Linked DNA regions of Homo sapiens: region 1 is linked to region 2. Evidence: chromatin loops called from intact Hi-C (ENCODE). Cell type or tissue: PC-3. All regions are shown on one strand. Each heading gives the region's core, and the rest is flanking DNA. Links, peaks and the distances in the headings are about the cores only. Region 1 overlaps CEP85L (centrosomal protein 85L). Region 2 has its middle 120 kb from the start of ASF1A.

Evidence for each region. Hi-C counts contacts between places; a loop is a spot of excess contacts. Peaks named below come from ENCODE experiments on the same cell type or tissue, not always from the same donor. Only the 100,000 strongest peaks of a DNase experiment are listed, where the experiment ranks them.
Region 1: it touches region 2 in a loop (9-fold over the local background); 7 of 110 quality-filtered maps call a loop at or near these places.

What each region holds. Positions count from the first base shown.
Region 1 is chr6:118,632,818-118,647,168 of GRCh38, forward strand. The region is part of intron 1 of CEP85L (centrosomal protein 85L); the gene reads right to left. Among named protein-coding and RNA genes, the nearest start is that of CEP85L, 12 kb to the right of the region's middle. In PC-3, for the core only: no CTCF peak of the experiment used is centred there; no DNase peak of the experiment used is centred there.
Region 2 is chr6:118,769,009-118,785,240 of GRCh38, forward strand. It overlaps the pseudogene SELENOKP3. Among named protein-coding and RNA genes, the nearest start is that of ASF1A, 120 kb to the right of the region's middle. In PC-3, for the core only: a CTCF peak has its summit at 7,730 (motif pointing left); a DNase peak (open chromatin) is centred at 7,863; H3K4me3 peaks cover 770 bases; H3K27ac peaks cover 1,373 bases.

The DNA.
Region 1 (14,351 bases), core at 2,088-10,087, 140 kb before region 2:
GCTGAAGAACTCTGTTTTCTGCTTCCGGGCATTAAACTTTTAAAGACGTACTGCTGTGTTATTAAAAATGTTGGAACTATCCACTTATCTTCAAATGTCAGTACTCTGCTCTAGAATAATTGATAGGTGGCATCTGTGATTATACATACATGCGTTAGCTGAAAATCAGGGCTCAGGAAAATTCAATAATAATGCATGATAATATAAATAGGATATCCACATGGAATATGAAAACAATCCATTTTTTTCTGCTATATATCTACTAAATTTTTTCTACAATCATCACTTAAAATTTTTAAATTTTACATTATTTTATTTGAATTATTTCCTTAATTATTATTTAATAACAGTTTAATAGCACAGCATTTTCCTACTCTTAGCTTGATTTGTCTTTTTTTTTTTTTGAGACGAGTCTCGCTGTCACCCAGGCTGGGTGGAGTGCAGTGGCGCGATCTCTGCTCACTGTAAGCGCTGCCTCCCGGGTTCACGCCATTCTCCTGCCTCAGCCTCCGGAGCAGCTGAGACTACAGGTGCCCACCACCACACCCCGCTAATTTTTGGCATTTTTAGTAGAGATGAGGTTTCACCGTGTTAACCAGGATGGTCTCCATCTCCTGACCTCGTGATCCACCCGCCTCCGCCTCCCAAAGTGCTGGGATTGCAGGTGTGAGCCACCGCGCCCAGCTAGATTTGTCCTTTTAATTTAAATACTTTTTAGCTAATTTAAGGTTTTTCAATGTTCTTTCAATGTTTATTTCCACTTACTCACTTTTACTTAACTTTTATTTGACTTTTTCTGTTTTACCCATCACTTATTTTATTGTCTAGTACAGTGCTACTCAAAGGATATCAATGGACCAGTGCCAATCTGTACTATTTGTTACAAGTTAGATGCAGAAATAAATAAGCATCTAGAAATGTTATTGTACTATAATTAGAAAGAGAAATTTTAAATTCGTTCAACTTTACATAAAACCTGTAGAAGCACAAATCTTTACTAATGCCTAATACAGTAAGTCTCAATTCAGGGCTTACAGAATTATTCATAAAAGTTAAGAAGTTCCCCTACATGAATTTTAGGCTCTCATTTCAATGACAGTTCTTAAAAAATTAATAAGCACATTACAGATTATCTGAACAGCCAACTTAAAACATTATTTCCACATAATTTCAATGCTCCCGTATCTGTATAGCAGCCTTAAAAAGATTTATCACATAATTCAATGTCCCCATCTGTGTTTTGCGGTTGAAATAGCAGTTGCTTCTAAGTAAAGAGCAAATGACATCACTGGGTATTTACCATTATTTGAAAGAAGATAGCTTTACAGAATTATTCATTGATACCCTATTGAAACCGGCATGCAAGGAATGCCTTCTGGCAGTTTAAACATAAGGGTAACAAAACAACAAACGTGCATAAAATTAATTATACCAGTTTTTTTAACCACACTTTTAGGATTAGTTGTTCTCTATGTCAGTATTAAAATCAAAATATATAAACAAATTAATAAAACCAGACCTAAAGCTACCTCTATCATACTAAGCTCAACATTAATGATTCACTTTTAATAAAACATTGTCACATTATTTTATTTAATGCATTTATTTATTTAAATGCAATTTATCAATTAAATTTAGGCTTTATACATGTATAAAGTATATAAGCAGCCTTAAAAGCCTTATACATTTAAATTAACAAATCAAATTTGAAAAACAGTGGCCAAAGAGACACTTTTACCAGCTTTGAGGTTCAGAACAACCACTTAAAGCTTTGTAGATTCTAGACTTCTCTCAGAATGAGACTTTTCAATTCAAGTGATTCAACACTCACATTAAAGCACCAGAAGAAGGTGTTCTGTCACCAGATCTATTCTAATTCTGATCTGTGGTCTGTAATCTATACCAAAATTTTTTTTCAATCAGGTAACATCCCATCTAAATGAGCTCAAAGTCCTGCCTAAACTATTATCAAAAATGGCAACCAGCCTAGTCTCACAAGTGCAAACCTATTAGCTGGATAATTATTTTTTTTTAAGAATACCCAGCAAATAGCATAAATAGGCTGGGACTATATGTAAATGAAAAAATAAATATAAGAAACGATGCCAAATCTCACTAATGGTGGGAGAAGTGAAAAAGACAATAAATTTTCTGGATTTTTAAAACTATCAAGTTGATAAAAGAAAGACTGGTGTCAACCAAGTGAGGGGAATGTTCGTATATTTTTGTGGCCTTGCAAATTGGTACAACCTTTCTAAAGGGCAAACTGGAAAGTGGTATCTAAATGTCAATATAGACATGACCTTCTACTGAGAATTTATCCTAAGGAAATATCAGACAATTACAAATAAATATGAGTATAAGGACATTCCTGACAGCACTGCTTAAAGTAAATGCCTATGAACAAAATATAAACTGTTAATTAGTTGATAATGTTTAAGTGCTAAAAATGATTTTATCAACCTATTTTTTAACATGGAAGAACATCCAGAATATATCTAGTGTGTATGGAAGAGAAGCATTTTATGTAGCTATATACATAATATGATTCCACAGCTGGAGAAGAGTTTGTACATTTACATACATGGAAGAAGCTTTCAGGGAGCTCTATATCTAAATGCTAACACTGACTATGTTTTACTAAAGGAAGAAATACATTACAGGAACATTTACTCCATCATTGGTTATTATTATTATTCAATCTACCAGTTTATGTGGGGAAATGCTGAAAATTATGCATACTGATTTGCAGATTACATCAACATTTGATTCTGAGATTAGAAACCAGCTATAGCTCAAGATACGCAAATTCAGATTCCTAGTAACAATTTTTACAAAAGCTGCATAAAATGGCTAGAATTAAAACCCTTGCTTTTAGGCAATATAACTATTTTGAGCAGTATAAAGTCATGCTCCATTAAAGCCTACAACACACCTCCACCCTATTGATTGTTGACAAGTCTTGGCCAATAAACCATTTGTGGATTAAAAGGCAATAATCATTCTCTCTCTCACTCTCTCTCCACTCACTCACTTTCTCACTCCAGTAATGGGGAGGAAAGCCCACTGTACATATTAATGCTATGGTGTTATTATCACAAGCTAGGACAACCTTCAATCATTAGTCTTGTATAATTAACTATTGCCAGAAAAACAGTTCAATAAAACCTTTTTCTGTCAAGAGCCAGATTGTAAATATTTTCAGTTTTGTGGGTCACTCAATCTCCGTCTCAACTAGCCAATTCTGCCACTGTAGTCTAAATCAGCTGTAGACAATAAAATGGATGTGGCTATGTTGTAATAAAACTTTATTTACAAAAACAGGTGACAAGTCCAATGAAACCTGGGGGCCAGTTTGCAGACTCCTGAGATGTGGTAAAAAATCATTCTAACTGAAAAGAGTCCCTAAAATTCAACTGATTCATAAGTAACTACAGCCAGCATATTAATTCATTTCTTTATTTGGAAGAAAAGTGAGCTCATCCTAGAGTACATATCAGCAAGCCAGGCTGCCCAGAATCTGACAATTCATGAAAGCACTACTGAGGTTTTTCAAGGATTACAAAGACAAATAAATGTCAACAAGTGTTTTAGGTTTCTTTTTCCAGAATAAATGATCTCAGTTTATCCATATGGTATGGAACTCCTGGACAATGTCAAATATGTGTGATGGTTAATTTTACATGACAACTTGACTGGACCATGGGGTGCCCAGATATGCAGTCAAACATTACTTCCGTGAAGGTGTTTGGATGAGCTCAACATTCAGATTGGTCGACTGGATAAGGCAGACTGCCCTCCATAATGTGGGTGGGCTTCACTGAACCAGCTGAAGGCCTGAACACAACAAAAAAGCTAACCATCCCCTAAGCAGAAGAGAATTCTTCCTGCCTGATCCCCTTTGATTAAATACACTAGTACACTGGCTTTTTCCTACCTTCAAGCTTGAACTGATCTCTTCCTGGGGCTTGAGCCTGCCAGCCTTCAGACTGGAACTATGCTATCAACAATCCCAGGTCTCCAGCTTGCCAAATCACCTCACAGATCTTGGGACCTGTCAGCCACCATAATCTCATGAGCCAATTCTTAATTAATTAATTAAATGCTATTGGCTCTGTTTCTCTGGAGAACTTCAATACAATATTGGGAAAACTAGAAAAATTCTAATCTTGCCTACAGATATGAAAAAGTGGGGACAGCCTTCTATTTAGAAAAGAACAATAGTTGTAATCCTCAATTTCCATTACAGTATTTCAATATCATCTACTCAATATGATACCTATTCCACAGATTTCCAAAGCACATCAGTACAATCTCAACTATCTGTTATCTAACTTTTATACAAAAAAAGCTATAAGAAATGACAGAGAAAATGGTCTAAGACATGCTATCATTCCGCCCCTCTAGAAACCCTAAATTCTATCTTTGAATCACAGAGCAGTACATACATACTTAGAGCCTTTTTATTTAGCAACTCAGGGAAATGATCTTCCTAAAATTTCTTTCAGTGTACTGCCACCTTATAAACTTGAACCTCTGACTTTTACAGAAGGACACAAAAAGTAAGCAAACCACATAAATCATCAAATTGTTGTCTAGGCCGGGCAAGGTGGCTCACACCTGTAATCCCAGCACTTTGGGAGGCCAACGCTGGCAGACAGCTTGAGTTCAAGAGTTTAAGACCAGCCTGGAAAACATGGCAAAAGCCCATCTCTACAAAAGAAAAAAAAAAAAAAATTCAAAAAAATGCCTCTGTGCATGGTGGCACATGCCTGTAGTCTCAGCTACCTGGGAAGCTAAGCTACTTGAACCCAGGAGGTGGAGGCTGCAGTAAGCCGAGATCATGCCACTACACTCCAGCCTGGGTAATAAAGCAAGACTGTCTCAAAAAAAAAAAAAAAAAAAAAAAGTTGTCTATATATTTAAGAAGTTAAAGGCAAACACTAAAAATATTTGCAGATATGGTATTAATGCATAATTATAAAGAGATCATAAGCAAACTAAAAATAAATAAATAAATACTAAATGGTTTAGTCTAAATGGACAAAGGACAAACCCCAAAGGGAAAAACACAAATAAAAAATTCTGAAAAATAGTCCAAGCCCACTGGTAAGCAAGTAGTATCAAATTCAGAAGACATGCTATTTTTCAGCTATCAATCTAGCAAAAATGTTAAAAGAACAAAACAACAGTGTTCCTAGATACTCCCATACACTGATAATGGTAATGTTAATTTATTCATTACAAAAACACAACCTTTTGATAGGCTATTAGGCAATATACATCATGTGTAGCACATGCCTGTAATACCAGCTACTCAGGAAGCCAAGGTAAGATTGCTTAAGCCCAGGAGTTCGAGACCAGCCTGGGCAACATAGTGAGACCGTCTCAAAAAAAAAAAAAGGAAAAGAATTAACTATATAAATTGATCTCCTCCCACCTGAACTAATTTGCCTTAACCTTTAAACATAACTATGTCTTTAAAAAGAAGATCTGGTATTGTATGTGCCTCAAACACTGAAGATGATTAACAAATGTCATGAAAATAACATTCTAATCTTTTAATTTAAACTGAAAAAATTCACAGTCTGAAAAGAATGACATGACTTGTCTTTAGACAAGTCAATCCAGAAGCACAATACAGGAAGAAGTACATGTGAAATATGCTGACCAGGTGATTTAATAAGGAAAATTTTCTCACAGAATAGTTACAAGACTATGTTACTGAAATGGGAATATTGATATCTAGTATGCAATATGCACTTAAAAACTCAAAATAAGGCTGAATAACCTCTGGCAATAATGTCTTACCTAAAGACAAAAGGACTGCTGTAAGAACAGCAAAGATCCCAAGAAACTCTACATTGGAACTCCTCCTTGGAAGACAATATGTTACATTTTTCAATACTAATTTTTTAATACTAATTTTAATTATTTTAATAGAATACTGAGTGCCTGCGGATAACATTAAAAATTCTGAATATTTCTCAGACAGGAAGATTAGCATTAAATAAAAAAGCAACCTATTTTACTTCTGAAGCTCTTTTATTGGAAGCAAAAATGCATACAGTATCAAGTATTCCACAGCATTTGAATATATATGTAACTGCACTGAGAACAAGAACTACTCTCATTGAATATTTTAATGACAGCTCTAAATTGAAGAAAATAAAAATAACACTACTGACAAAGCAGATTTATACTTTTAAATAAGCTGAATACATAATACAAATCGAGAATACAAATTGCAATGTTTTTCAGAATGCAGATTATCTGTCACCCATTAGTATGTTTTAAAATCAACTTGGAAACCAACACTTTCAAATAAAATAGTAGATAAAGCATGTTTACCCTTATATTACATAAGTAGCACGCGGTTCACATTTTAACATCTCTGAAATATTAACAAGTACTTTTGCACAAAGAACCTATTCTGCTGCTGGAATAACTCCACTCAAGCCAGCCTCTACTCTACTATCTTCTAGAATCAAGCATGTTTATGTTATTCTTCTACTTACATAGATCTGTGAGCCCCTTACGGCATATTAAATAAATTCAAACTCCTTAAGTTAGGCAAAGTTCTTCACCAATTGTCAGCTTCACTTTGCAACTTCTACCTACAAAAACTATCTAGCCACACTTACCTAATCACTTCCTCCAAACAGATGAGACTCTTTCATGACTCCAAGCTGTTTCACTTCTGCACCTTAAGAGTCCTAGTTCAGAATTAACTTGTTCTGTCTTCCCTGATTCCTCCAGGTGGCATTAAATACTTTGTTCACTCCCAATATATTATTCAAAATTCCAACAACATTTAATAAATTATATTAACCCATATGTATATGACTTTCTTCTCCCTCACCAAACTGTGAAAAATGAAAGGCAACTTTTTTTAGTGTCCAGTACCTAGCAAAGAGCTGCACACTTATACAGGGTCTCAATAAATGTAGTCATTATAACCACTGGATACCTAACAAATGTTCACAGAATAAAATTAGAATTTTGGAAGCCTTACAATTACAACTACAAAAATATCTTTGTGTTCAGAAAAAGGATTCAAACAAGCGTTTTGTTTGGTGGTTGTTGTCTGCTTATTTTAAAATCCAGGATATTTTAAACTATCCCTTGAGCCAGTATGCATTTAAGTATCTATTTAGAGATCAGTAAATATTTATCAATGCAGCTTTTTTTAAGGTAATTTTAAATAATTTAGAGATCTGATGGCCAACATTCCTAACATGGGAAAACAGTCTCCAATAGGTTAAAAAGACACAAAACTCACACAAAAAATTAGAACATTAAACGGTAAGAAAAAAACGTTCATATTAACAGTAGCCAAACAGAAAAAACCAACAAATCTGGAACTACACTGCAGAATATCTAGCTAAGATGACAGAAACATCACATAGTGTTATTTTCTCCATCCCAATCCTCCACTCCATTTCAGTACTATTTATCTCTAGGGTAAGTGACTCCAATAGTCTTAGTTTGTTTCTTTTATCACAGAATTACCAGTATAGCTCAGTGTGCACTGTGAAACCAGGCTACCTGGGTTCAAGTTCATTCTACCTCTTATTAGCAGTAAGTCCTCATAAATCACTTAACCTCTCTGTGCCTCAATTTCTTCATATGTAAGAGAAGAAAAAAATTATAGAATAGTACCTATATTATAGGGTTGTTGTGATCAATGAACATGTAAAGTTTTTTGTTGTTGTTATTGTTTTTGAGACAGAGCCTCTCTCAGTTGCCCAGGATGGAGTGCAGTAGTGCAGTCTCGGCTCACTGCAACATTCATCCCCCAGGTTCAAGAGATTCTCCTGCCTCAGCCTCCCAAGTTGTGCGGATTACAGGCACACACCACCATGTCTGGCTAATTTTTTAGGTTTTTTTTAAGTAGAGATGGGGTTTCGCCATGTTGGCCAGGCTGGTCTCGAACTCCTGACCTCAAGTGATCCGCCTGCTCAGCCTCCCAAAGTACTGGGATTACAGGCGTGAGCCACTGCACCTGGCCTGTAAATATATTTTTGAAAGTGCCAGACATATAATTAGGATCTCAATAAATGTTATTATTTTTATTACTGTCCATGCATAGAAATTTTCCAGAAGGATAACTAAAAACTATTAAAAATGGAGTGGAGGACTGACATGAAAGGTAGATAAAAAAGCTTACTTCACTTTAAGCTTTTCTGTACTGAGTCAACATTTTACTGAGCATGTGTAACTTTAATAATGAGAAGAAAAAAATCATCTGACAAATACCACATAACAATAATTCTTCTGCTCCTCATGAGGTACAGTACCCCACTCTCTTCCAAGTTTTTAACCTTGCTCTTTTCCCTCCCTATTTAATCAAGGACATCTACACTGTCACCAGCTTCTCTCTTAATATCTTACTAGCATGTTTACAACTACTTATCTCCTTCAAAACACAAACCCAATGCCCATCTCTCTGATAACCACCACTTTTTTAACATCATTCCAAGAGATTAAGCATAAGCTTTCTATCTCTATGATCTGCAAAGTGAATACATGCATGCCAGGGAGTACACGAGCCAATCCACTGGCAAGCTGCTGGAAGAAAAAAACTTGTTTATACTGAAAATTATCTTTAGGAAAAAGTAATGCATTAAATTTTGCTATAATATTTAACATACAGGTTAACACTAGTGCCCTTACTTGGATTATCAGAGCATTATGTTACATATATATAACATAAACGGAGGTGCTCTATACAGAGGGCTTGACGGTGACATCCTCCTTTGTTCATTTGATTTTTTCGTATGGGTATGCATTGCAGTTCATGGCTGGTTAAGCAGATTTGCATATCGATAACATTAGGTAGTTTTACTTAAACTAGCCCTCACAAAATGGATTTGTGGCTCTATATTACTGCAAAGAAACCTGAAGTTGAAAAACCTGAAGATAATACTAAAAATGTAAGTATAAACAAACAAGAAAATAGTCAAGCTGATGCCTCCCATGCACACACTTCAACATTCCTTTTGCAAGAGAAAAAAAAAAAATTACAAAATTAGATCTGACAGTAATATGTCACCTAGCATTTCTGTTTGAAAAAATAACCATTGATCCCCATAAGGGTAAAGATGATGCTTTCAAATGAAACGTTCAATATGTAGAGGGCATACTGGAAATCAACATGACTCTTGTATCTGCATATGCGAGTTGGAAAAAATAATTTTTAAAATATATCAACTGTATGTACCACTAAAAAAAAGGATGCCAATTAAATGACACCCTGAATTACATGATGCATCCATATATCAGAAATGCTAAAACATTTTTAAAGTACATTTTAAAATTGATAAAGTATAATAAATATTGCATACATAAAATAGGAGCATTTGGGTGAAATTTTTGCTGTTAGGCATGTCTAAAAAATAAGGAGTCCATTGGTTCTCTATGGTCTCAAAACATTTGCTATACCCTACCCTTTTTATGAAAGGTTTGTAAAATGTGTCAAAAAAATAAAAATAAACAACAGGTAGCAAAACGGGGAGGTGAATTGAGAAACTGTGCTGCTCCAATCCCAAAAGAGATCCAAAGATCTGCTCAGACATGAAAAGTTAGGTTCTAGCCAGAAGTAAAATTCTAGGCCAGAAGAAAGTAAGAATCAAGAATAAAGTAAGATCAGATTCCAAGATTGGGAATTAAACTTAAGCAGTCACTGAAGATGCTTTCACTCAGCTAAAATAAGGTTAGCAGCATCAAGTAAGTATACTTTCTCACATAAACACACTAGTTAAAAAATACCTACATTAAAATCTAGCTCAATCTAAGCTAATAGGCTTTCTTGGGTTGGGCACGGTGGTTCACATCTGTAACACCAGCACTTTGGGAGGCTGAGCAGGGTGGATCACCTAAGGTCAGGAGTTCGAGACCAGCCTGGCCAACACGGTGAAACCCTGTCTCTACTAAAAATATATATATATAATAAATTAGTCCAGCATGGTGGTGCACACCTGTAATCCCAGCTACTTGGGAGGCGGAGGTTGCAGTGAGCCGAGATCACACCACTGCACTCCAGCCTGGGTGACAGAGAGACTCCGTCTCAAAAACAAAAAAAGCTGTGTTCAAAAAAGCATTTTGGCAACTATTAGGAATAACAGCCACGTATTTAGTTTTTGGTAAGTCCTTGTTCCTGTTTAAAAACTGGGAAAATAAGGTACAGTTAACAACTAATGAGGCTGTTCATAAAACCACTACAAATATATACAACTTGGTATTTCAGACGGGCTTATCTTTGTCCTAGAACATAAGAATCATACACAATACATTTAAATGGCTAAAGAAAAATAAAGTCTTAAAATATTACAAAATAATTGAGAAAATTTATAAATATATGGAAGTTTTCTGTTCCCAAAATTAAAGCACTTAACTTCTAGTCCAACTTTTCAGTACATTATTCCTAAAATGAGACAGAATGCTCAGTATTAATGAGAATGCTTTAGAAAAGCTTCAGAAATGTCATAGCAAGGCCATATATATGTAATTTCTTATGGTCAGGAGGCAATCTCTGCCTCTACAAAAGCAATGTAATCAACTGGTAGAAAATGCTAAACTACATGAAACATAGTCCAAATCTTTCATCCCAAAATCTTTCAGAGAAATATATAACTAAAAACTATAGTTCATTTCAGAACTCTAAACTTTAATACTAAAAACTATTTTCAAAACGAGTATCAATAAAGCAAATAAGTTTCATTCACTAGACATTAACAGTGTAGAAAGGCATACAACAGTTTCTGATCTTACATTAACTCTCTTTAAAGGAACTTAAAATCCTATCAACGACTTTAATTAATTTAGCACTACCTAATGAAGTCTTTAAACAATTTACAGCAGGAGAAAAAAAACAAAAGTAGGGGTAGAGTTACTTTTCTGAGGTAGATTCTCAGATCAGACAGAGGTTAAGAAAAGCATGAAATAAAACTAGATACAGTACTAAAGTCTGGTTCCCTGATTGAGAGAATCTTCTATTCTGAGGGGCGAGAACACTGTTAACACCAGTTCAGACGCCCTGAGCAGACAGAGTACCCTGGTCAAGACTTGGCCACTGTTCAGTGTAAGGAATCCCAGAAAACCCTTCAGTCCTAGGCAACCTATGACACACAACCCCTAGTTTTAAAACTGAAACGTCAGGCAAACCCAGACAACTGGTCACCCTAGCTTAATAAGTGGTAAAGAGCAATTCAAACATTTATTAAGCACTTATGTATCAATCCTTATGCAATAAAGTCAGCTCCACTGGATTAGATAATCTCTAATTTCTGCTAGGTTTATATTTTTAAGTATCTCACTGAAACTGGCCAAATGCATTGATGCATTTTCTTCTGACTCATCTTACATGGCTGCCTGGAAGCATGAGACTGGTGATCACTACTGCCTTCAGACTCCTCTCTACCAGAACACTTCATTGTCCTGCTTTTACTCCTACCACCCTGGCTGCTCCTTCTCAGTGTCTTTGGACGGCACATCTTCCTCTGCCTGAAGAGAAAATGTTAGTGTCCCAGGGCTTAGTCCTCTACTGTCTTCTCTATTCTCTCGGTGTGATCCATGACCTTTAAACACCATTTATAACCAAGTAATTCTCAAATTCCTATCTCTCACCCAGCAACCTCCCTACTGAGCTCCAGCATTTATACCCAACTTCATATTCAACATCTCACCTGAATTTCTCAAAAGGATCTCAAATTTCACATGGCCAAAAAGAACTCTTGATTCCATTTATTTTCCTTACACTCTCTCCCCACCGCCCTCTGCCCACTAACCTTCCCCATCTCAGGAAATGGCATCACTATCGATTATAATCACAGAAGCCAAAATCAAGATGTCATTTTTGACTCCTCTTTCCCTTAATTGACAACTCCAAACCATCAGTAAATCCTTAAGATTTCTCATGTATATACCAAATCCATTTTCTTCTCTCCAAATCCAATCTAACCATTCTAACTCAAGCCATCATCTCTCACCTAATAACTGCAATGGCCTATTAGCTGTCTTCCCTACTGCTGTTCTTGCCCCACTCCTCTACAATTTCTTCTTCCACAGAATAGCCAAGACTGATTGTAAACACCTAGGACAAGGAATATCTGTTCCATGTCCCCAATACATGGGAACAGTATCTGCCTCATAGTAGGCACTCAATGTGCTCAGGAGTGAAAGAATGAAGTCACTCCCCGGCATCTTCTGACATGCAGAATAGAATCCAGACTCCCTACAACCCCTAACATTATTATCAGGCCTTCCTCACCTCACAGTCCTGCTCACTAAGCTCCAGACTCACTGGAGTTCTTCAAACTTCTCGAACTCATTTCCGCCTTGGAGATTTTTTGTTCCCTCCACCTGAACACTTCTCCCTTCACGTCTGGCTTCTTCTCATCATTCAGGTAACAATGTTACCTCCTCAGAGGCCTCCCTGACCAGCTACTCAAGGAGCTCTGCCCATCCTCTGCCACCTCACCAATCTTCTTTTCCTCTTAGTACTTAACACTAGCTGCATCATCTCACTATCTGTTTACTTACTGATCCTCCCCTCTAAAATGCAAGCCACTACCAGGCAGCATGGTGGTTCATGCCTGTCATCCCAATACTTGGAAGGCCCAGGCAGGAGATCACTTGAGCCTAAAAGTTCAAGACCAGCCTGGGTAACAGTGAGACCTCATCTCTACAGAAAATACAAAAATTAGCCAGCAGTCAGTGCACATGCCTGTATTCCCAGCTGAGCCTGAGAGGCTGAAGTGAGAGGACTGCTTGATCCTGGCAGGTCAAGGCTGCAGAGACCTATGATTGCACAACCGCACTCCAGCCTGACTGACAGAGTGAGACACTGTCTCAAAAACAAAACAAAACAAACAAACAAACAAAACCTAAAAAATGTTTTTAAAAGTAAAATACAAGCCTCCGTAGAGCAAGAACCTTATCTTTCTTGTTCAATGATGTATCCCCAGAGGCTTATACAATGTCTAGCACACCATATTTATTGAAAGAATAATTCACAAACATTTCTAATGCCAAGGTAACAAGCACTATGCTAGGTAACCATTTTTTTTTTAATTAAAGAAAAACAGAAATCAAAATATTGGTATGAAAAGTAATTTGGGGCCAGGCGTGGTGGCTCACGCCTTAATCCCAGCACTTTGGGAGGCCGAGGCTGGCAGATCACGAGGTCAGGAATTCAACACCAGCCTGGCCAATACTGTGAAATCCTGTCTCTACTAAAAATACGAAAATTAGCCAGGCATGGTGGCACACGCCCGTAGTCCCAGCTACTCGGGAGGCTGAGGCAGAAGAATCACTTGAACCCATGAGGCGGAGGTTGCAGTGAGCCGAGATTGCGCCATTGCACTCCAGCCTGGGCAACAGAACAAGATTCTGTCTAAAAAAAAAGAAAAGAAAAGTAATTTGATGTTATTTTTATGTTGATCATGCCCATCCTTAAATGACCCTATACAATAAATTGCTCTTCTTAGAATATTACTTTGCCAGTGTAAAATATGAAAATCCTGATAGTAATAATAATAATGAATAACATGTTATTGCTTAAAAATTGGCTGGGTGCAGTGGCTCATGTCTGTAATCCCAGCACTCTCGGAGGCCAAGGCAGGCGGATCACTTGAGGTCAGGAGTTCAAGACCAACCTGGTCAACATGGTGAAACCCCGACTCTACAAAAATACAAAACATTAGCCAGGTATGGTGGTTTACGCCTCTAATCCCAGATACTCGGGAGGCTGAGGTAGGAGAATCGCTTGAACCCCGGAGACGGAGGTTGCTGTGAGCCGAGATCGCACTCCAGCCTGGGTGACAGAATGAGACTCTGTCTCAAAAAAAATAAAAAATGATATTGCTTAAAAAGTGTCTGATGATCACGTTCTTCACTTTCTTAATGCAAAATTTATGTAATTAGGCTATAACTCAGGAAAATACTATCCAGAAGACTTTATGTCTTCATCATCTTTTCAGAGTATAAAAATACACATTTCATCCAGTCTGAAAAATCATGACTCTCTCAACCCTTTCTGTTCACACACATAAATATTACAACATGACAATAGAGGTTATCAACTCACCATTTATTGCTTGGCCTCAGATTAATTTACCAGCTTCATTCAAGCCAGGAAGTGATCAAATTCCAATTATTAATCAAGTTCATTTCACCAAAGTCATCACTAAAGTTAAGATTCACCCCTTACCCCCCAATACCTATTATGAAAGAACATGTTCAGTTGGGTTTAGGCCAGAGTTATGTTTCATTGTTACCACAGTATTCCTAGAAGTCCATCTAATTCAGAACCACAGCAGAAAACAATATTATTAGTTGTAACCATACCA
Region 2 (16,232 bases), core at 4,400-12,399:
GTGACATATGATAGAAGAAAGCATTTCCTTCCAGCAGCTTCTGAAACAAACACGGTTTCAGCCGTGTCGGCTTACTGCTCCTTCAAAGGAAAGCACTAGCTGCCCTACTGAGTTCTAAGCTTTCAGCATCTGTCTTTTCTTGCCCTTGGTAAACAGAGGAAGAAAGAAAAGGAAGCTGAGCATCCAGTTCTGCAAGTAGTGTTCCTATGATGATCTTTCTCAATCTGGTTTGGGCAGTCAACTTGCTTGCTCAACTTCCTCCTCTTGGCCTTTGCATCTCAGTTTGAAACAAAAGCTATTTGGACTGTGCAGTTTTCCCCTCTATATGTGCATTAAAGCGTTTTAGGCAGCATCTAAGATATTTGAATAATATTCTGTGTTTAAGAAGGACCCCATAATCTACCCCATAATAAAACAGGTAAATTAGCATGGATTCTTCACATTGCCAAAGTAATTGCTTATATTAAAATTACCATAGGGTCACTTTAAGACTTACGGAAAACAGGTTTTCCTTTATTATTAGTTGACCCACTCCCTGACCAAACATAGTGTTTATTTTGAGATGATTATAGCCATTCTTTCTTTCTTTCTTTTCTTTTTTTTTTTTTTTTTTTTTTGAGACAGAGTCTCACTCTTTTGCCCAGGCTGGAGTGCAGTGGCAGGATCTCGGCTCACTGCAACTTCCACCTCCCAGGTTCAAGTGATTCTTGTGCCTCAGCCTTCCGAGTAGCTGGGATTACAGGTGTGAGCTATCATACTTGGTTAATTTTTGTATTTTTAGTAGAGATGGTGTTTCACCATGTTGGCCAGGCTGGTCTTGAACTCCTGACCTCAAGTGATCTGCCCGCCTTGGCCTCCCGAATTGTTGGGATTACAGGCATGAGCCACCACACCTGGTCTGATTATAACCATTATTTTCTTCTAATAGTCACATGGGTATTCATTTTTAAATAAAAATTAGATTTATATATTTTTATATATTTTTTCTCTCAGTCTGAATTTGGCATCACATTTGGGTTTGGAGAAAAGATTGAGTCATAAGTTTAAGTTGGCAAGAATTTCATAGAGTGTAAAGAGAAGCTCCTGTCCTAAATTATATAGAGTTCAAATTGTTGGAGTTGCTTTTTCCTGAGGAAAAAAACAAATGATTAAGAGTAAAGACACTTACCCTTAATCATTTCATGAAACTCTTGTAAATGTATTATCGCATGTTCTCTGTTCTTTCATCTGGGTCCTGCACATCTGTTCCTTGGTGATTCCTATCAGTGTCAGAGAGCATGTAGGCAAACTTTGTGTTATTTTCATCCCTTTCAGCAAATGAATCTTGATTATCTGATTTGTGTCAAGTACCATTCAAGAGACTTGCAAGGAGGGGTAAAGAACATGTGCAAAGATTTATCAGACCTTGGAGCCTTCCTAGGAGTAAAAGCTTGGTAGGAGTGATGAACTGCCATGAAACTGCTCTTGCTGTGCGTCAATTCAATTTCCCTTGTGTTTTTAAAGTGCCCTCTGGGAATGGCAGCAGCTAATAGACCATGTGTTTAATGGAAAGAACCAGGGCTTGAGGGTCCAATAACAGCAGGCCTGATTCTCAGCCCCATCAAATATTAGCTGTAATCTTGGGCCAATTAACTCCAGTCCTGTGTCACTGAGAAATGCATCATTAGGTGATTTCATCATTGTGCAAACATCATAAAGTGTACTTACAAAACCTAGATGGTATAGCCTACTACACACTCTTAACACTTTCACTAAAAAGGAGTCCCATTTAAAAGAGAAAGAGACTTCATTTCAGCAAGCAGTTTGCAAAGAAGGAGACACGCCTTTGGTATAAAACAAAGGTGCACTCCACCAGAGCAGAGAGGCTGTCATATATGGGGAACGTTCCCACCCAAGTTCCCACTCCAGTCCACTATGCAAATGAATGATGCAAGCTTGTTCAGTTAAAATTGGTTGATGTTAAAACTGATCACCAGACTAAGTTCATTGGTCAGGTCCAGTTGGCAGAATGGAGCCTTCCAGTGGCAATTGATTCTGGAGGCACAAACGGGAACAGACAGCTTTGAAAGCCCCAAAGTTTATCTACTGTTCAGCTGGCACAAGGTATGTGTGTAACCTTCAGTTAGCAATTGGCTCTCAGCTCCACTCAGAATTTAGACCCAGTTAGCCACTCAGGATCCATCTCAAAGTGTTAGCTTTTTCAGGGTTCACAACACCTGGGATATATGATATTGCTGTGGTATCTATGGTAAAACCCATTGCTCCTAGGCTACAAACCTGTACAGCATGTTACTGTACTGAATACTGTCCACAATTGTGATACAATGGCAAGCAATTAGGTATCTAAACCTATCTAAATATATAAAAGGTACAGAAAAAACATAGTATAATAGATATAAATGGTACACCTGTATAGGGCACTTACCCTGAAGAGCTTGCACAACTGAACGTTTCTCTGGGTGAGTCAGTGAGTGAGTGGTGAGTGAATGAGAAGGTCTAGGACATTACTGTGCACTACTTTAGATTTTATAAACATGGTACATTTAGACTACACTAAATTTATTTTAAAATTTTTCTTTCTTCAATAATAAGTTGAAGTTAATCTTCACTTATGGTAACTTATTTATTTGATAAACTTTAAATTGTTTTAACTTTTGACTTAAAACATGTAGCTTAACACACACTGTACAGCTGTTCAAAAATATTTTCTTTTTTCATATCCTTATCCTATAAGCCTTTATCTACTTAATTTTTTTTTTTTTTTTTTTTTTTTTTACTTTTTAAACTTTTTTGTTAAAAACTAAGACACACACACAGTAGCCTAAGCTTATTCAGGGTCAAGATCATCAATATCGCTGTCTTCCACCTCCACGTTTTGTCCCACTGGAAAGTCTTCAGGGGCAATAACATGCATGGAGCTGTCATCTCCTACGATAACAATGCCTTCTTCTGGAATTCCTCCTGAAGAACCCGTTTAAGGCTGTTCTACAGTCAGTTTGTTAGTTAGTTTGTTTGTTTTGTTTTTTTTGAGACAGAGTCTCACTCTGTCACCCAGGCTGGAGCACAGTGCCACGATCTCGGCTCACTGCAACCTCTGCCTCCTGGGTTCAAACAATTCTTCTGCCTTAGCCTCCCAAGTAGCTGGGATTACAAGAGCCCGCCACCACACCCAGCTAATTTTTTTGTATTTTTAGTAGAGATGGGGTTTCACCATGTTGGCCAGGCTGGTCTCGAACTACTGACCTCAGGTGATTCACCCACCTCAACCTTCCAAAGTGCTGGGATTACAGGCATGAGCCACCGCACCTGGCCTACAGTTAATTTTTTTAATAAGTAGAAGTACATGCCAAAATACAGATAAAAAATATAAACCAGTAACATAGTCATTTATTATCATTATCAAGTATTGTGTATGCTACATAATTTTATGTGCTATAGTTTTAGGCAATGGGCAGTGCAGTACACGTTACTTTACACCAGCGTCACCACAGATCCGTAGGAAATGCACAGTGCTACAGTGTGAAGATGGCTAGGACACCACTAGGCTATAGAAATGTTTCAGCTCCGTTATAATCTTATGGGGCCACCGTCATATACATGGTCTGCCTTTGACCACGTTATGCACATTATGTGGTGCATGAATGTATTCTAAACTCCAGTCTTCTCATCTGTAAAATACAGGTAAAAATGTTTTACCTTATAGAGGTTTTACATGAATTAAACCAGGAAAGTTGAATCCAGTAAGTGCACCTGGGGTCAGACTACTTAGGATTCAAATTCTGGCTCAACCATTTACTCGCTGTGTGACTCTGGGCAAGCTGCTTAATGTCTTCAAGTCTCAGTTTTCTCTCTCTCTATAATATTCATAAAAATCATTCTCTGTTTCTCTGGTGGTTGTGATGAGCAAATGAAATTAGAAAAGATTTCCATAGTGCCGGGAATGTAGTAAATGTTCAGATGCATGTTAGCTGTTGTTATTGAAAGCACCATGCACAATACATGTTATTTCCCGTTCTCTTAACTAGGTTGCAGATTAATAGATAATTGTGCTAAAAGTGCCCAAAGGCAGATTCTTCTCTTTACAAAGAATTCCTTTCTCTTTTCTTTTTCTCCTTTCAAGAATGTTCTGGTACACATTAGCAAAACACCTTGAGGCAGAGAATCCTAGAAAGCCTTTAATACGTGTATTTCCTTCACCACTAAATTCTTGTGCTTTTAGAAAAAGCAGGCTCCTAAAAGGGGTCAGTTTGAGTAGGAGTCTAAGGTTGTAAATAAAGTATAAAAGAAGAGACTTTGTCAGCCCAATTAAACATAGATCATTATTACTATTAATTAATATGTTCATTACAGTGTTTTCTATATATGCTTTTTTTAAAGTATGTATCTAAAGATTGAATTTTATTCAAGGGATCATTGGGTAGGTGTTTCAAATTACAGAAAAATGTCCCTTTGGGTACTAATTAAATGTTTTCCTTTGGAATAATGTTCAGAGTTCAGATGATGATTGCCATACATTTTTTGGTTGGGAGCATGGCCTTGCCCCTGCTCCTGACCCCAGACAGGCCCCCACACCTCCCAGCTTGCCTGGGCTCCTTCTGAGCCCCTGCTCCTGACCCCAGACAGGCCCCTACACCTCCCAGCTTGCCTGGACTCCTTCTGAGCCCCTGCTCCTGACCCCAGACAGGCCCCTACACCTCCCAGCTTGCCTGGGCTCCTTCTGAGCCCCTGTTCCTGACCCCAGACAGGCCCCTACACCTCCCAGCTTGCCTGGGCTCCTTCTGGGTTCATAGGGGATTCCTCAACATTCTCACTTTGTCCAATACAGCCACCACTCATGTGGGAGCTTTTGTGCGCTCAGCAAACACATCTTGCTCCCAGTGCATCGGAGCACTCCAGATCGCTGCGCAATTCTGATGCTCACCGTGTTAAGACAAGACAGACAGGTTTATGATTTTCACTAGAACAACTCTTGCAGAGTTTTACTATTTTTCATATAACAACTCTGCCACTTTTCCTTTTCGTATGGTGACTTTCTCATGCCAGGACACACTAAATGAATACATTTATAAAGGTGGTATTGTATGGTTACCAGGGGTTGCATGTTGGGGTAATCGGGTGTTATTATTTAACAGCTAAAAAGTTTCTGATTGAGATAATGAAAACATTCTGGAAATGGATAGTGGTGATGGTTACACAACACTGGGAATTCACTTAATGCTCATGAACTACACTCTTAAAAATGATCAAAATGGTAAATTTTATGCTATGCATATTTTACCACAATTTTTTAAAGTAACATTTTGACATTATGGTTTCATCAGTTTAAACAGACTTCTAGGCAGGGGGTATCCGACGGCCCGAGTCTTGATCACTTGCCATTTGGAATGGAAGCCCATAATAAAAATGCTGCCTTCCAGAGACTGCAGGGACCTTACCCATGTGACCAGAATGCTGTGCTTCCTCATTAGCCTATTAATTAATTGCATAGAATTTGATGCTTGGACAGTACTTGAAGGTTTGCTATTTTTGGAAGCTCTACACATCTTCCTTTCAGTGTCATCTACCCTTTTCAACAGCATCCGTAAATCCAGTTTCCAGCCCAAGTGTTGATGCATCTCATCATATGTTGTAAATGCCATAAATGGAGGAAGCAAGTGTCTCTCAGGAAAACACTCAGCACCTAGGGAGCTGACTACATGGAGTGGAACACACAGGAACTTTTCCCATTAAAAATAATGGAAACAGCTGCCATTGAGCAATGTTTCACTTAGGAGCAGAGTTTTCAAGAATGACTTACTTGTCAAGTGAAGGGTAGGGGTAAAAGTCACACTTTCCCACTCCTGGTGAGTCAATTCTTGGCCTTTCCATCCCAGTCAATGTGAGATTTTTAACTGGCACTATCCAATCCTGGGATTTGTTGGGACATTTATATTTTAAAAGCAACTAATCCTCACGGAAAAGCATAAACACATTTTAAAGGTTCTGATGTTTGAATAATATTAGTACAATAATCTCCTGAGACTAGAATGGATTATTTGCTATTCTTCAGAGGGGGTGACTGTATAAAAATGAGGAAAGATGACCTTTTATACCTTAGCATGATTGCAGGAAGAATCGTGCCTTTGGAATGGAGATTGTCTTCTCTCCCTCTCACTCTCCAAGCTTCTTTCTTCTCTCTTTCCTCTGTCTTTGAGTATTTACCTCTGCCTCTTTTTCTGTCTTTCTCACATAGGCACAGTGCTATAATAATTGTACTTTGTATTTGTCTAGTATTATCCATTATTTTCCATTATTATCCATTATTATTCCATTTCATCCTTGAAATATCCCTGTAAGAGGATAATTAGGGCAAATATTATTATCATTGCCATTTTATAGATTTTTAGAAATGAGAAGATACATAAGGGTTAAGTGACACATCGCAAGGTATGGGAAGATCCAGCCCTGAAACCCATGCCTTGTGACTTGGGTCTAATACTGCTTCTACAGCTGCAGCCATTTCTGGGGATCATACAGTCCTTGAAGGGAATATAGCACTACCAGACATATGTCACTACCCAGTGACGGACAAGTGGCAGGTGTGGTCCTTAGTAGAGTTCATCATCAAGTTCTTCTGAATATGCTCCCTGGAGCTGTCATCCTGCCTGCTGAGCAGCCTCTGTCCATTCAACCACCCATCCATCCATCCAGAATAAAGAAAATGAAGGAGATGCTCAGTTGGAGGAGGTCAAGAGATACATCTGCCCTCTGGATCCTGGAGACTGCAATGCTAAGCGCTTCTTAAAGTCAAAATTGACAAATGAATTCAGCCACTTTTAGTACAGATAGCTGCAAAAACATCACAACAAAATTATTTTTCTTTTGTTGTTGTTGGTTTTTTTGTTTTGTTTTGTTTTGTTTTGTTTTGTTTTTGAGACAGAGTCTTGCTCTGTCGCCCAGGCTGGAGTGCAGTGGCACAATCTTGGCTCACTGCAACCTCCATCTCCCAGGTTCAAGCAATTCTCCTGCCTCAGCCTCCCAAGTAGCTGGGATTACAGGCATATGCCACCATGCTCGGCTAATTTTTTTTTTTTTTTTTTTTTTTTTTTTTTTGTATTTTTAGTAGAGATGGTGTTTTACCATGTTGGCCAGGCTGGTCTTGAACTCCTGACCTCAGGTGATCCACTTGCCTTGGCCTCCCAAAGTGCTAGGATTACAGGCATGAGCCACCATGCCGGGCCTTAAAATTATTTTTCAAAAGATAAATTCAGTTGTCATACTGAATTTTTATCCAGTTAATTCTAGCTATGCAGATACTGGATTTGGGTAACTTAATTTAAAAATATGTTTCCATTTCCCTTCTCCCTCAAAGGATTGACTTAGTTATGTAAATATGCAAAAGATTAGCAAAAACACCTTAATATTTTGGTTAATTGATATCTGTCATGCTGGATTGCCATAATTTAAGAACTCTTCACCAGTTTCTTAAATCGTCTGTATTTTCCCTTTTTATTATATTTTAAAAAAATCTCTCTCTTAAAAGCCTAAAAAAAACCTTTCAATGTGCACAAAAAAACAGTTTCTAGTTTTTATTCTCCATTGCTATTTGCAATTACTCAGAGAGGAAAAGTATTTTGGAAAAAAACTCACCCAGAATCAGGTGACAACTCACATTCTCTTTCTTAGATGTCTAACAGTAACAAGCAAAAGCCAATTCAAAGATAGATCTTTGGGGCACCCTCTGGTGGCTGAAAAGAGTCATGAAATCAGTGCCCATGTGTATCAAAAGGCCAGTAATCTTTGCGACTTATTTTAAAGGGCCATCACCAACTTTTCCATACAACATTGAAAATGTAGCCAGATCAGGAATGTGGGAAGGACTGAAAAGAATTTGGAACCACAAGAACTGGACTTGAGTCAGAGCTCTCATCTATTAGCTATGTGAACCTGCATTTGGTTGGCAGGTCAGTTTCCACAGAGCTGACGCCGAATCTGGAATTTCTCACTGGAGATAAGAGGCAGTGTCAAAACTAGAGGAGTATATGATTCCATTTATCTGATATGCCCAGAAAAGGTAACTCTATAGAAGGTAGATCAGTGATTGCCTGGGGCTGGGGAGGGCATGGGGATTAACTGTAAATGGGCATGAAGGACTTTATTGCGGTGACAAAAATGTTCTAAAACCAGACTGTACCTGTTGCACAACTGAGTAAATTTTGTAAAACATCACTGCAGTATGGATTTTAAAGGCGTGAATTTTATGGTATGGTATGTAAATTATACCTCAGTAAAGTTATTTTTTTTTTAAGCCAGGAGGGAAAAGCAGAGTGGATAACCCCTAGAGACATCTTGGTACAGAGCCAGGAAACCTGTAGCCAGCAATTGTGTGGGAGGAAAGGAAACTGTGGGGTAAGGTAGGGGTGAGCAGGAAGAATGCCTAGAAGAGGTGCTGACTTTTGGAACTTCATTTTGCACACAGGTGTGCCCTTAGCTCACACCTCAGTGGGTTGCCTGAGGTTAGCATGCTAGAGGCTGAAAGAAACCCCCTCCCAACTCAGCCTCCCATGGCAGGTATTTAGGGGCATTTCTGACGGAGTAAGACTATTAAAGCAGCCAACTAGATGCAATTCCATCAAAATGACCATTTTGAAATGTAAAACCAATGTTTTATTTATTACTTTTCTCAGTAACAGGTAACTCAGTGTGGTTTGAGAACTAGATGAGATTAAGAAGTGCACTGATGAGAGAATGTCTATTTTTTACACTGTTTACTAACAGAAAATGTGAAAGTGAGGATTTATAAAAGTACCAGAAGAAAACTCAGATGAATATCTCTATAAACTAAGGGTAGAGAGAAACTGGTAAGGAGTAACATCTAAACCAGAATCTCTAAAAGAGACAAGAGATGGATTTAATGGATTTTTTTCAAAAAATAATAGATAAAAGAAAAGAAAAAGAAAAAATTAAGACACAAACTATGCATTAGGAAATAATACTGTATCATATATACCAGACAGATTTATTAACCTCAATATAACAGATACTTGCAAACCAGAGAAAAATGTGCAAAGGGTGAGTAGAGATAATTCACAAAGGGAAAAATAAATGAAAAATTACAATCTGTCAAGATATGAAACAGCTTTAACCTAACATCTCATTAATGAATGCTATTAAGAAAACAATGTGGGCCGGGTGCAGTGGCTCACACCTGTAATCCCAGTACTTTGGGAAGGCAAGGTGGGTGAATCACTTGAGGTCAGGAGTTTGACACCAGCCTGGCCAACATGCTGAAACCCCGTCTCTACTAAAAATACAAAAATTAGCCGGGCATGGTGGTGCATGCCTGTAATCTCAGCTACTTGGGAGGCTGAGGCAGGAGAATCGCTTGAACCCAGGAAGTGAAGGTTGCAGTGAGCCAAGATTGCGCCACTGCACTCCAGCCTGGGTGACAGAACGAGGCTCTGTCTCAAAAAAAAAAAAAAAAAAAAAAAAAAAAGATTGATGTGGCTTACCCTCAGTGCTCTGGTAGGCTGGTGCAGCTTTCTGGGAGGTAATTTAGCATTATACCTCAAAATGTAAAAATGCAAACCTTTTGGCTCAGCAATTCCACTTGGGGGAATTATTTTATGGCAATAATTACACATGTGTGAAAAGATACAAACATTAGTATGTTCATGATCAAGTTATTTGTAGAGACAAAAATTAGGAAGGTTCTCAGATGCCCATCAACAGGTATTTGATGAAGTATTGTACAACTCAATAGAATATCTGCAGTAATTAAAAATGAATGGGATGTATATTTTGGGTCATGGGAAAATGTTTACACTATGTTGCTAAGCAAAAAATGTCAGTGTCATAAGAGCATAGATAATATGATCATATTTTTGTTTAAAGCTATATATATGGCGTGTATGTGTGTGCGTGTGTGTGCGTGCATGGAGGGTAGGGTAGATGAAACATACCCAGATCTCCCTTCAAAGAAGGACATTTTGCCCTAGCTGTCCCTTCAAGGACTGCCTCAGCTGCAGAGTCACCTCTCCTGAGCAGGTAGGGTGGGCACATCCTGATGGAGGTAGGAGTATAAGGCCAGGCCACTTCAGCCCAACACAGAACAACTCTGATGCGCCATTTACACTGTACAGTCCTCGTGGGGAAGGCTAAGTCTGTTGTCACGCCTATGATTAGCTGGAGTTCTCGCTCCATCCAATTTTGTTTTATTTCTCTTCTTTCCATAGGTGTTAACCCCAAGGACAATTCTTCAACGAGATGCTATACAGCAAACTCTGTCTCAGAATCTGTTTCCCAGAAAATCCAACCAGCAATTTTTATGCCTATGCAATGAACAATTCTGGGGGAAAAATACCCATCAAGTATTTTGTATTGGATGGCTTTTATTTTATTTTATTTAGGCACCGGTGCAAAATTTCTGGCACTGTCAGGTTCTTTCAAAGTGGGTATTTGTTAGTTTTGTTATCAGATAAAAATATTAAAGCAGTTTTTATTTGGGAAAATAAAAATCCAGTGGTTTGGTTTTAGTCTGGTCAAAATAGCTACCTCAAAGTCTGTATCAAAATGGCAGCATCTGACCCATCTAGCGTGCATCCTTCTTAACGGGAAGGTAAGCTTTGCAAACACCCCTCTTGTTCATACCCTTCCCACTACTCTAGGCATTCAACCTTGTGGAAGTTTTGGTACTTCTTCTACAAGGTTGTTGGAGCGTTGTTGAGGTTGACTGTGAAGTGTAAGATGAAGAGCAATTTTGTGGGGACTGTGAGGAACCACTAAAGTTGGTGTGCAGCACCTGGATGGAAATAGATGGGAGCAGATGCTACATGCTGATAAATCTCAAACTTTGAGTAGTTCTAGGTACTCTCTCCTTTTTCATCATGAATAGGTGGAACACATGTGTTAGGAGGAAAGCCAAATGCTGTTTGCCACCCAGATTCCTTAGCTTAGATCCTTGAATTGTTTAGCAAAAGCCTTATACTGCCTGTACCAGAAGGATCTGTCTTTTACTTCCCCTTTGAGTGTTCTGTAGCTTTTCCAGATTTCAGCTACATCTCGCGGTCGCGTTCTGAGATGTAGGGGAAACTGTAGGGTTAAAAGCCATTCCTACTGAGAACAAATTATTTTTTGGCCAACATAATCTTGGGGAATATTGAATTAGCTGTAATTTGTAGCAGAGACTATGAGTTATTCCCAAAATCCATCCTCCCCTTCTTCATTTAGTAAATACAAAACACAAGCTTTTGGTGGCACATGGCCATCCAGCTAAAGACCACATTTCCCAGCCTCCCTGGCAGCTAGATGTGATTAAATGATATATTCTATGAGCAGAATTGAAGTTCCAGGCTACTTCCTTAAAGGAAGTACCTTTCTCTCTCCCCCTACTCCCTTGCTAGTTGGCATACAGACCCAGCAGATGTGGTGGTGAGTTATTTGTGCAGAACACCCTAAGGGATGAATGGGCAACAAGACAGAAGGAACCTGGATCCCCATCACCGTGGAACCACCATAGCATCCCTTGGCTACTTACACTTGAACCGTTACATAAAAGAGAAACAAACTGCTTTCTTGTTTAGGCCACTAGATTCTGGGAAGGGGGAAGTGCAAAATAATCATTGTTTTATATTATACTCTTACAACTCTATTATAGTGTTTATTATACTCATGTAATTATTTGTTTACTTGTCTGTCTAGCTCTCTAGAATATTTCTTTCTTTCTGAACTACGAGCAGATAGAAGGCATTCCTTAAGTGTTTTTAAAACGTATAAGTCATTGAATGGTGGGAAAATTTGCAAAAAAGGGAAGCTAGGGAACTAAATACAAATTTCAATTTCACAATTTGGTATAGCTAAAGTTTCCCTTGGCCTCTCTAGCCTCGGGGTGGGGAATGACTAGATTCCTATGAACAATACATCAGGACAATGATGAATGCACACGGATTCCCAGCTTTCCCTTCCCATAACCCCAGAGGAAAATTCTGGTGCTTCTTGCTCAGCGTTCTGTGCCACTTCACCCCCATCCTGATCTTAACTCACAGTCATCTTTCAGATCAGGTTCATTGTGGAAGGTCTGTGTCAGAAAAGGCAGGGAAAGGAAACAGGAATGGTGGGTGGAGGTGGATCCTGAGGAAGCTACAGGGCATGAGAGAGTGGGAGCCTGGAGGAAGAGGGACTGGAGATTATAAACCATATTTCCATTTGAATGTCACTCGAGAGATACAGGTAAAGACTCAAATTAATTTGCCCTTTTTTGTTTTCTTTTATTTATTTATTTTTTTGAGACGGAGTCTCTCTCTGTCACCCAGGCTGGAGTGCAGTGGCGTGATCTCGGCTCACTACAATCTCTCTGCCTCCTGCATTCAACCGATTCTCCTGCTTCAGCCTCCTGAACAGTTGGGATGACATGTGTACACCACCACATCTGGCTAATTTTTGTGTTTTTAATAGAGACGGGGGTTTTGCCATATTGGCCAGGCTAGTCTACAAATCCTGACCTCAAGTGATCCTCCCACCTCAGCCTCCCAAAGTGCTGGGATTACAGGTGTGAGCCACTGCACCCAGCCTAATTTGCTTTTGATTTTTGGTCTGTGTTCTCTGAAAGTGACATCATAGAAAAAGATTGGGCAAGGGGACGCTGTCACTTTTTTTCTTTCTACAGCATTAATTGCTAAAGTTTCACTGGATTTTAACCCACCTCTTTGGGAAAGGGTTCAGCCCCTTCCCCAGTTCACAAATTACATGTGCAAGTCCCTGGAGGTTGTTTCTCTGTGGAAAGGAATTCTGACTCTCACTGTGATGCTGGCTGCTCGTGAAGTCACAGAAAGGCCACCCCACGCCTCCATAACCATCACTGGTGTCCTGCGGAGGCTGATGTCTCTGCCCAAAGCATGGTCTTCCCAGGCACCAAAAACCTTCTATCCCAAGTATTGTTTTTTTCTAGAATCTTAACTCTGCCAGAGTCATGCTATGATCCTCACAGAAGTGGAAGAATATTCTTTTTCTCCATCCCTGACCTTGCATTGATTTCACCTGCTGCATTCAACCCCTTTCTCCAGAGAGTGCAGACATGAGTCTATAGCCCAGGGTTGGCAAACCGCCCAGGGGCAGATTGTAAATATTTTAGGCTTTACAGGTCACACGACATCTCTATCTCATATTATTCTTTGTTGTTTTTTCTTCTTCACAAACTTTAAAAAGTACAAAAACTATTACTAACTTGCAGACAGTACAAAAACAGGCCCTGAGCTTGATTTGGCCCTGTGAACCATAGTTTGCAGACCCCTGGTCTCCAGGAATTGCCCAAGGAACTGGTATCTGTGATATAAGTCTTCCTCATATTAATTTTTCTCTCAAATGCATATAAAAAAGTTTAAAATAAAGATTTCCAGCCGGGCGTGGTGTCTCTCATGCCTGTAATTCCAGCACTTTGGGAGGCCGAGGTGGGTGGATCACCTGAGATCAGGTGTTCGAAACCAGCCTGGACAACATGGTGAAACTCCATCTCTACTAAAAATACAAAAATAGTCAGATAAGGTGGGACGCGCCTGTAACTTGAGAGGCTGAGACAGGAGAACTGCTTGAACCCGGGAAGCACAGGTTGTAGTGAGCAGAGATCGCGCCACTGCGCTCCAGCCTGGGCGACAGAGCAAGACTCTGTCTCAAAAAAAATAAAATAAAATAAAATAAAAATAAATAAAAGATTTTTTCTTCTCTTCTAGAACTGAAAAGCCATCATGCAGTGCTGTTCCCCAATTCAAAACACAAGTTCGAATCATCTTAGGCTCAAACTGAGAACTGGCATTAGTCCAGTTAAATTAATCTGCAAGTTGCTCCGAAGTGGGGAAGCGGGGCAGGATGGCTTACATCTTAAATGGACAAGTGTTGGACAGCAGAGTCCATCTCCCTGGAGTTTATCTTTGATAACAGATTTCTTCTGAAGAATAGCCAAGTTTGTGATTTTGTTTTTCAAAACTCTACTTCAGCAACATGTGAAGAAAAGAAGAGGCTATGGAAACACATCTGATTCCAGATATGATCATGGAAGACAGCCACCAGGAAACCCTCTGGGGAAAACAGGTCAAATCAATCATCTGCATCTCCCCAGTCCTCCCCCAAAGGCTGGTGGATGAGGAAGGTAAATATCTACTCTAAGAAATAGACAACTGGACATGCACATTCACAGTAGAGAGAAACCACCAAGGAGCGGAGGGCTGACCATGCTGGACAAGTAGATGAATGCATACATCTAAACAAGGATTGCTCTGGGTCTTCACAGATTAATGAGATCATGCTGGGAATTCCCTTTGCAGGGAACTGGCTAACTGGCATGCAGTTCTATAAATGCACATCTGTCTCATTATCTTTTTTAATATACTTTACTGAAGTATTCATATAGTTCTAATAAGTAAATATTTTTAGCTTGCAAAACTGACTCCTCATCTTTATATAATTAAGTTACAAAAAACTCTGAATCTGAAGATGATAAAAGCCTATGTATTCAGTACTGTTAGTGTCCGTGCCACCTTTTTCAGCTTTTGAAATATTGTTCATTGTTAATTTGTTCTCATTTATAACTAAGTCACATTGTATTTTTTAAAATTAAAAACAAAATAATCTGCAGCAGATATAACCAAGCTTGAGATTATGTTCAGCTCTTCAGTTGCAGACTAAACAATCTGTGGGTGAACACACCTGAGCTGGGGTGTGGGGAAGCCACACAAAACCAACAGTTGCCTTGGACTTCAGGGTCCAAATGCATCTTTAAGAGGGTTGGCAAACTCACTTTTGTTATTTCTCAGTCTGCTGGATTCACAGTATGAAGACATAGCTGACAATTCTGAGCTTTATCAAATTTACAATTTCTGAGCTTTATCAAGCATTATTCATTTGTTTAAATGATCCAGAAATCTACAGCCAGATTACTGAATATTTAATATTTAGGAAGTTGAGTTGATTATAGACAAGACGACTGACTTGCAAAAATGTACTTTGCTCTTGTTATTTGACAAATATAATTGGCTTCTCCTGGCTGGTAAGGAAATGGTCCGTTGTGAATGTGGAAAGCGGTGACATTTGTGTAAGATGGGCTCTCAGGGCAGCAACCAGATGGCTCATTTCTGCTGACAAGTGAGATCCTTGCTAGACTGTGTGTGAAGATATGCACGTGTTACTGGAATTTTTGTTTTACCAGAGAGAATTAGGAAATATTTACCAAATGGATTTTCTGTGTATTTATATTTATTAGCACAGAGTGTATAAGGTCATAAAATCAGTCATTCATTCAGTAAATATTCTGTGTGAGGCCCTGTGCTGTACTGATACCAAAACATTTAAGCATAGTGAATACATCTGCTTAATAAAAAATTATGACTCATCCTAAAGACAGAATATTTAAAATAACTGTCCTATTGTGTGGTCACCTTATGTAGAGGACATAAATCCTATAGTTATCTGCAGCTCCCAGTATTGCAAAGTCTATGCAAAAATGCAAAGTAAAACACACACACACACACACACACACACACACGCTTTATGGGAAAGGAAAAGGAAGCTAGGTCTCCCTCTTTAATTAAAGAATATATTCTCTAACCTTGTAGCTATTTGAAAGCTAATTTAAGCTCTGAAAGCAAAAAAAAAAGGAAGACTCATCTATTAAGTGATCACTGCCATGCCCCAAGGCAACTGTAGATCCCAAATGTAATCATTTAAATGTCAGCATTTTCCTTCCCCTTTTCTGCAGTGATACAGAGAGCTCCATTGTCTATTCTCTCAGGCAGCTCATGCTGGCAGATTCCACCTGCAATCACACAGTGCAATTCTCCTTACTTGGGAATGGGAGTCTCGGGGGAGGACAACTTGGCTCTGCCAGTTAGTTCAGCTCACACAGCTCTAGCCTGCTAGGAGGAGAATGGGCTCAGCTCGGGGCCCAGCACTGAGTGGGAGGAGGTCTCAAGCCTGAGGTCCGGCCCTCATTGGGATCAGAGCCCACTGACCCACACTGCTGACCTTGGCACTGGGCGGAGGCAGGGCTCCCAAACATCACTAGGGGATTTCCCTAGGACAACCAGGCCCCTGTCTCTGTGTGCTGAAAATCCATACTAGAGGGGCTCCTCCGGGATGACATCTACAGATGATCAAAGGAAACTGAGTCCTAAACAAACAGAATTTGTATGGAAGGAAAGAGTTGTCTCCGGGTGTGTGTGTGTGTGTGTGTGTGCGTGTGTGTTGGGTGTGTCATGGGTTGGGGG